Regions from separate parts of the Homo sapiens genome. Here region 2 is linked to region 1. Evidence: chromatin loops called from intact Hi-C (ENCODE). Cell type or tissue: Caco-2. All regions are shown on one strand. Links, peaks and the distances in the headings refer to the core of each region. The heading gives the core; the rest is flanking DNA. Region 1 has its middle 300 kb from the start of MIR4432. Region 2 overlaps MIR4432HG (MIR4432 host gene).

Region 1 (2,811 bases), core at 135-2,634:
TCATGAGGTGTCCTTCTTCTTACAGTATTCCCAAAAGCACAAAGATGGGAGGGATTTGTATTTTGGTCAGTGGCAGATATAAAAATATTTAAAGGGATTTCTTCATAGTTATGTAAGACATGACATAGTTTATGGACGTGATTTCTTTGAGGCTCTCCTGAGTTATTCTTGTTCTTCATGAATCTAGTTTTGACTGAGAGTTGATATACCCTTTCACCAATCCTCCTGGCATCCTCTCCCATGCTTCCCCTGCCTAAAATGATAGAAAAAAAAAACCCCTAGACTGTCTTTCTCAAAGGCAATAGTCTACAGGATGCTCCCCATTATGGCAGTGGTGTTTGAGAGAAGGGATGCAATGTTCAATAGGAAGCATGGGGTTTTCAATAGAGTGCAGTGCTGAACAGAAAGGCCCCCTTTAGCAACCTCTTGAAGCAGAATGAGCTCCTTTGAAATATAAATGGCCCTGTAAAAACACAAGCAGATTCTGCAATATCTATTTAGGGCATCCGGGAATGCCACATGATAGGAACTTGAGCGCACCTGATGGTAACCATATGGCAGGTTCTGATGACTGACAATAGGTAGAGGCTGCAGTAATTAATGAAAATGAGATTCTATTTGTGGCCCCCACAATGAGAGGATGGAGAGGAAGCCAGTCTATTTGCAAAGGCTGGGATGTGCCCAGAGTGTGCTTCTAGCCTGGGACAGGCTGGGCCCATGTTTCTGTGTGTGAACAGGTGTGAGAGAAATGATGCTGTGGGAGGGAGGGCTTGTTTCTGGCCAGAGAACCACCATGCTTTTTGGGCCTGCAGTGGGAAAATGAGCTTGTGTCACTGAACCCCTGTACCTTGCCAGGATTTTTAGTTTGATGTGGGAGAGATTTCAGGTAGAAATCCAGTTAATTGGCCTGGTGGAAGTACAGACTCTATTGTGTGAGGACTCGGGTGTGCTGTGTGCGATTTTGACTTCTCTGGATTTTAGGGTACAATGCCTCCCTTTACCCTCTTGGAGATGACTCCTTAAGGTGTGCTTTGCGTCAGAGTGTAGCAGAGTTTGGCTAGCCTCTGGCAAAAGAAAAGGAAAAAGGCAATGCCTCATTGTTTTAATGTTTTTTTCTTAGATGTGGGGGTGGGATAGAGGAAGGGAGCTGGCCAGTGAGAAGTGGGCCATGGGGAGATTCCAGAGAGACTGATTGATCTTGTCAGAAAGAATAAAGGTATTCACTCCCCAGAACCCCCTTCAGCACATGGGCATGTGGGATTGAGGCGGTCACTGTGAAGTCTTGCGGTTAGGCGTTCCAAAAAGAAGTTTCTCCATGATTCCTGATTGCTTAGGACAGATATAAGCAATACCAGCTGGGGCCCAGCAAGCCTGTCTCCAGCTTTATTGTTTCTGATTTATCAGTGGTGTGTGCGCCTAAAAGAACTGATCTAACTGCCCTTTATTGCTAGCCTATTCCGTAGCCAGATAGGAGAGTTGAACATTAACAAGTGGATTTGCTTTCAGTAGCTGCCTCTGTGTGTGTGTGTATGTGTGTGTGTGTGTGCGTGTATTTAGCAAGATAACAGTATCTTGTTCAGGGACAAGTGACTCAAATTTTTACAAGAACATTCCCATTCTTTTGTCTCCCATCTTGAATTTTCCCTAATTTATTTGAAGCTGCCTCTTTTACTACAGCCAGAGAGGATCCATAGGGCTGTTTTGTAAGAGTCCTTCGTAAGTGGTAGAAACTCAGCTGGAGCCAGGTTGGAGGCACCAGGCACTGTGCATTGAAGATATATTTCAAGTCATCCCTGGTGGACAATTTGCACTGTTCCGTGTTAAAAGGCTCTATTGCAGTGGTTCGGAGAGCCCCCTAGACCTCCTGCCTTGGCAAGCAGAGTTTACAAATGATGTCTTCCACTCAGCCTGCCTGGAGTTTCTGGCTTAAATGGCTGGCAGAGTGAGTGAAAGTGAAGAGTCAGAACTCTCAAGCTGTGTGAAGGGAAAGGTTTTACTACTGAGTGGAAAATAATCATCGAGGTTAACTGTTCCTGGATTGACCAAGCAGACAGATGGACTGCTCTGACTCGGGCTGAGTGATAAACTTCTGAGACTCCTCTGCAAGGGGAAGGGGCAGGTGGAAATAGAGGATGAGTGACTCATGACTTTCCAATCTGGAGTTTTGCCCATTCATTTCTTTCTTGGAGGAAACAAACTATCCTGCTAAAATGATAATGATCCACTGGAGGACTTTGGTTTGGAGTCTAGCTCCTATGGTTTGTGAGATATTGTTTCATTTGGGTAGTTATTTCCTTCTACACTTTCTTGATCACAGGTTACAATGAGGAAGGGCAGAGGAAGAATGACAGATGAACTCCCGATTGCACAGAAACTGGCTCCTGTCATGGGAATTTAGTCTTGTCAAATGTGAATTCTAGTTCCCGTTCTGGGGATACTAGAGATCTGACCACCTCTCCTCTGTTGGAGATAGAAAAACAGATTCTCATTTTATTTTGGATCTGGGATACATCAAGATGGCAGAAGTGTTCAGCTGACAGACTCTCCCCCTACCACATTTAATGAACAGTCTCTATTGTCTTGTGGATGAAAAACATCAGGGAGTATTTGAATAATTTTACACAATTCCTGAAGCCTGACCTATGGCCAAGCGCATTAGCTTTCTGAGTTTTAAAAAGTATTTTCCCCTCCAGAATTAAGGCAAATCATTCTTATATAGCATTCTTAAGTGTGTATGCTTTTTTTTTTAAAGATAAAACCAAGCATTTAAAAAAGCCCCAAACTAGTGATATTTTATTATCTTCTTAGATT
Region 2 (2,811 bases), core at 231-2,730, 270 kb before region 1:
TTTTCTCCATTGAACTTCATGACCTCAGAGTGAATGTGAAAGGGTGAGTTTTGGGAGGCTGGGAACAAGGGTGCACAGTAGTGGGTCTATGTGAGCTAATAGCAGGGAAGAAAAATCAGCACTGCATTTTTTAAATGGGGGAAAAATCAGGAAAAAGGCATGCATAAAGGATTTATCCCTTCCATGAAACATTGATTAATGAAATCTAGTATAAACGGGTGTCATGCCCTTTAAATATTAGATTTCATTACTTAGTGGATGGTAGGCTTCAGAAAGGGGATACCCTGTCTCTGCTGGCTCTTTATGGACACAAGTGTTTCATGCCCTTGCAGTGATCAAAGATGCAAATGCCTTGGGTAGCCGAATCATGGGACAGTGTGAAACATTGTGCTGGACAGATGTGTTGTCAGGAAAGGGCTTTGGTGATAAAAGGGACAGCTGTCCTCAGGATGGGGGTGGGGGAGAAAGGAGTCAAGAGGGAAGGAAGTATGCAAGGGAAGGTGACCCAACCACATGAAGCCAGCCACTTGGGCCCCCAGCTGGGAAACTCCACCAGCTTGCTAGCTCTTCCGGTTCTAGTAGGGCTGGCCAGACATCTGGCCTCTGTTCTAATTAAAGTGGGCAACTAATTTGGTGGCTGCAATGAAGAAAGCGGCAGTGAAATCTTGATGGCTGCAGGGTCATAATAAGGCCCTATACAACTTTCCAAGACTAAGGCATTGCCAAATTATTTCCATTTCCTAAGGGCCATTCAGTTCAATTCTGCTTAGATTTATTGAGCACTAGCTCTATAGAAAGCCCACACCCCGGCTCCAGGAAGCCTCTTATCTATTAGGGAAGGCACATGAGGAGACTATGGTGTAAAAGAAATGAATTAAAGACCACGATACAGGCACATGCAGGGTTCTGTAGGAATGTAACAGGGAAGTAATTTATTCCTATTGAGAGAATCTGGGAAAGCTTCCTGGTGGAGTTGGCATTTGCTCTGAATTGTTAATTCTGAAGTTCGATTCTAGGCAAACATTCTGGAGGATCGCCATGAGCAGAGAGGCAGATTTTCTGAATGGAATTTCTGGAATTTGTCCTCTATGGGAGTGAGATAAGAAGTTCATTCTAGTATAGTCACAGAATTCCCCACATTTCATGGGTGGAAGCTCAGGCCCTGTGGCCTCTAAGACTAGGACTTGCACAAATAGAACGAGCCGGGAGCCTAGCTTTTCACCCGACTTGAATTGTTGGAGAAGGATCAGGTTGGCCCTTAGGATGTGGCCTATGTTTATGCTCCAAATGGTGCATATGGTAACCTGTTACTATCAGGAATAATTAAACCACAATATACCCAAGTTATCTCCCGCTAGGTAGTTAACCTGCACTTGGCTCTGTTGGTGGCACTGGCGGCAGGCAGAGTGAGGGCTGCCCACCTTCATGGAAATGAGCCAGCTGGAGCCCACTTGTTATCCATGTCCTTCCCTTTGGTGCCCCTCCTCCATCCCTCTCCATCCATCCTCCATCCCCTCTTCCTTAAGGCCTCTCCAAGTACCAAAAGAATGGCTGGCGAGACTGTGCCAGGGATCAAAAAACTCCCTGATTTTATCTTTGTTACTGAAGGCGAAAATGATCTGCTATGTATATTTTATGAGAAAATGTGTTTTGTTTCTAGTTCTACAGGCAGCCCTCCCTTTCCGCCCCCTAATAAGCTCATGTCAGAACTCTGAAGTCAGTTTGCCGTAATGGTAGCCTAAAGGACATATTTTGTAAAAACGAAAAATGAACATATTATTTATATATCAATAGTGTAAAAAGCATTGATCAACGCAAGCAGCCTGTTGTTTTGCTTCTCTACTTCCCCTCTAAACCTCCTTCGCCATCTCCTGCTTCCCCCTCCCTTCTTGCCCCAGGTGCCCACGTCACTCCTACCATTTAGAGAGGGAGTTCTAGCCTGTCCTGGTCAGTTTGTGCTGGGATCCGGCCTTTAATATGGAGCCTTCAACGGCTGAGCCTCCAAAATGACTCTCTGACAGCCAGCCATTAATTACCATCATCCGTGTCTAATTCATTCATCCCTCTCCCTCTCATGTAGAGGGACAGCTAGGGCTGAGGGCACTCAGGGAAATGTAGGCACGATTCCATGTTCTTTATGCAGAGAGGGCTGCCGGAGACTTTGTTGGATGCAGGGGCTTTAATTGAATTGGCTTGCCAATAAAGCTGTTGTCATTCAGTAAGTGAATTTGTTGTACTACTCGAAGCACAGCTGCTGCAGACGGCCCGGAATTTCCTGAAGGCAAGCCAGGCCCTCGGCTCGCCTGGGTTCTGCCTTTTCCATTGATCCTGAAGGCCATGCAGAGTGTCCCCCTTCAGGGCTTGGTTTTGGCACTGATTTGGATGCCATCAAGGAGCATGGGCAGGCTGGGATTCAGCAGGAACCTGGAGAGCCTGTGGGGTGTGACCCTAGGGGTTTATAGGGAAGAGATAACTCAGGAGTGTTAGGGGTGGTAGCTATCAGGCAGGAAAGGCCTACGTACCACAATTGGGTATTTTTTCAATGTCCAGAAAGAAGCTGCCTTTGGCTCCATCAGGCTAGTCATAAGAGAATATCACTTCCCATTGTAAAAAAAGAAATTGAGAATATGACAGTTAATATATTTGTAGGGCCTTGTTTAAGAGGTCAAGTGGTATTGAGAAAATGCAGTGGCATTAGAACTGGCATTTGTTACTAGGAGATCGTTGGGCCAGAAATGCTCTACTGCTCCCACAGTTTATAAAACACAACAAGATTGGCAGGTTGCATGATTTATGATGGCTTTAAAGTAA

Evidence for each region. A loop is a pair of places that touch in the nucleus more often than their neighbours do. Peaks named below come from ENCODE experiments on the same cell type or tissue, not always from the same donor. Only the 100,000 strongest peaks of a DNase experiment are listed, where the experiment ranks them.
Region 2: it touches region 1 in a loop (3-fold over the local background); 1 of 110 quality-filtered maps calls a loop at or near these places.

What each region holds. Positions count from the first base shown.
Region 1 is chr2:60,090,752-60,093,562 of GRCh38, reverse strand. No RefSeq gene overlaps it. Among named protein-coding and RNA genes, the nearest start is that of MIR4432, 300 kb to the left of the region's middle. In Caco-2, for the core only: no CTCF peak of the experiment used is centred there; a DNase peak (open chromatin) is centred at 1,522.
Region 2 is chr2:60,364,048-60,366,858 of GRCh38, reverse strand. All of the region lies in intron 1 of MIR4432HG (MIR4432 host gene), which reads left to right. Among named protein-coding and RNA genes, the nearest start is that of MIR4432, 22 kb to the left of the region's middle. In Caco-2, for the core only: no CTCF peak of the experiment used is centred there; DNase peaks (open chromatin) are centred at 473 and 1,168.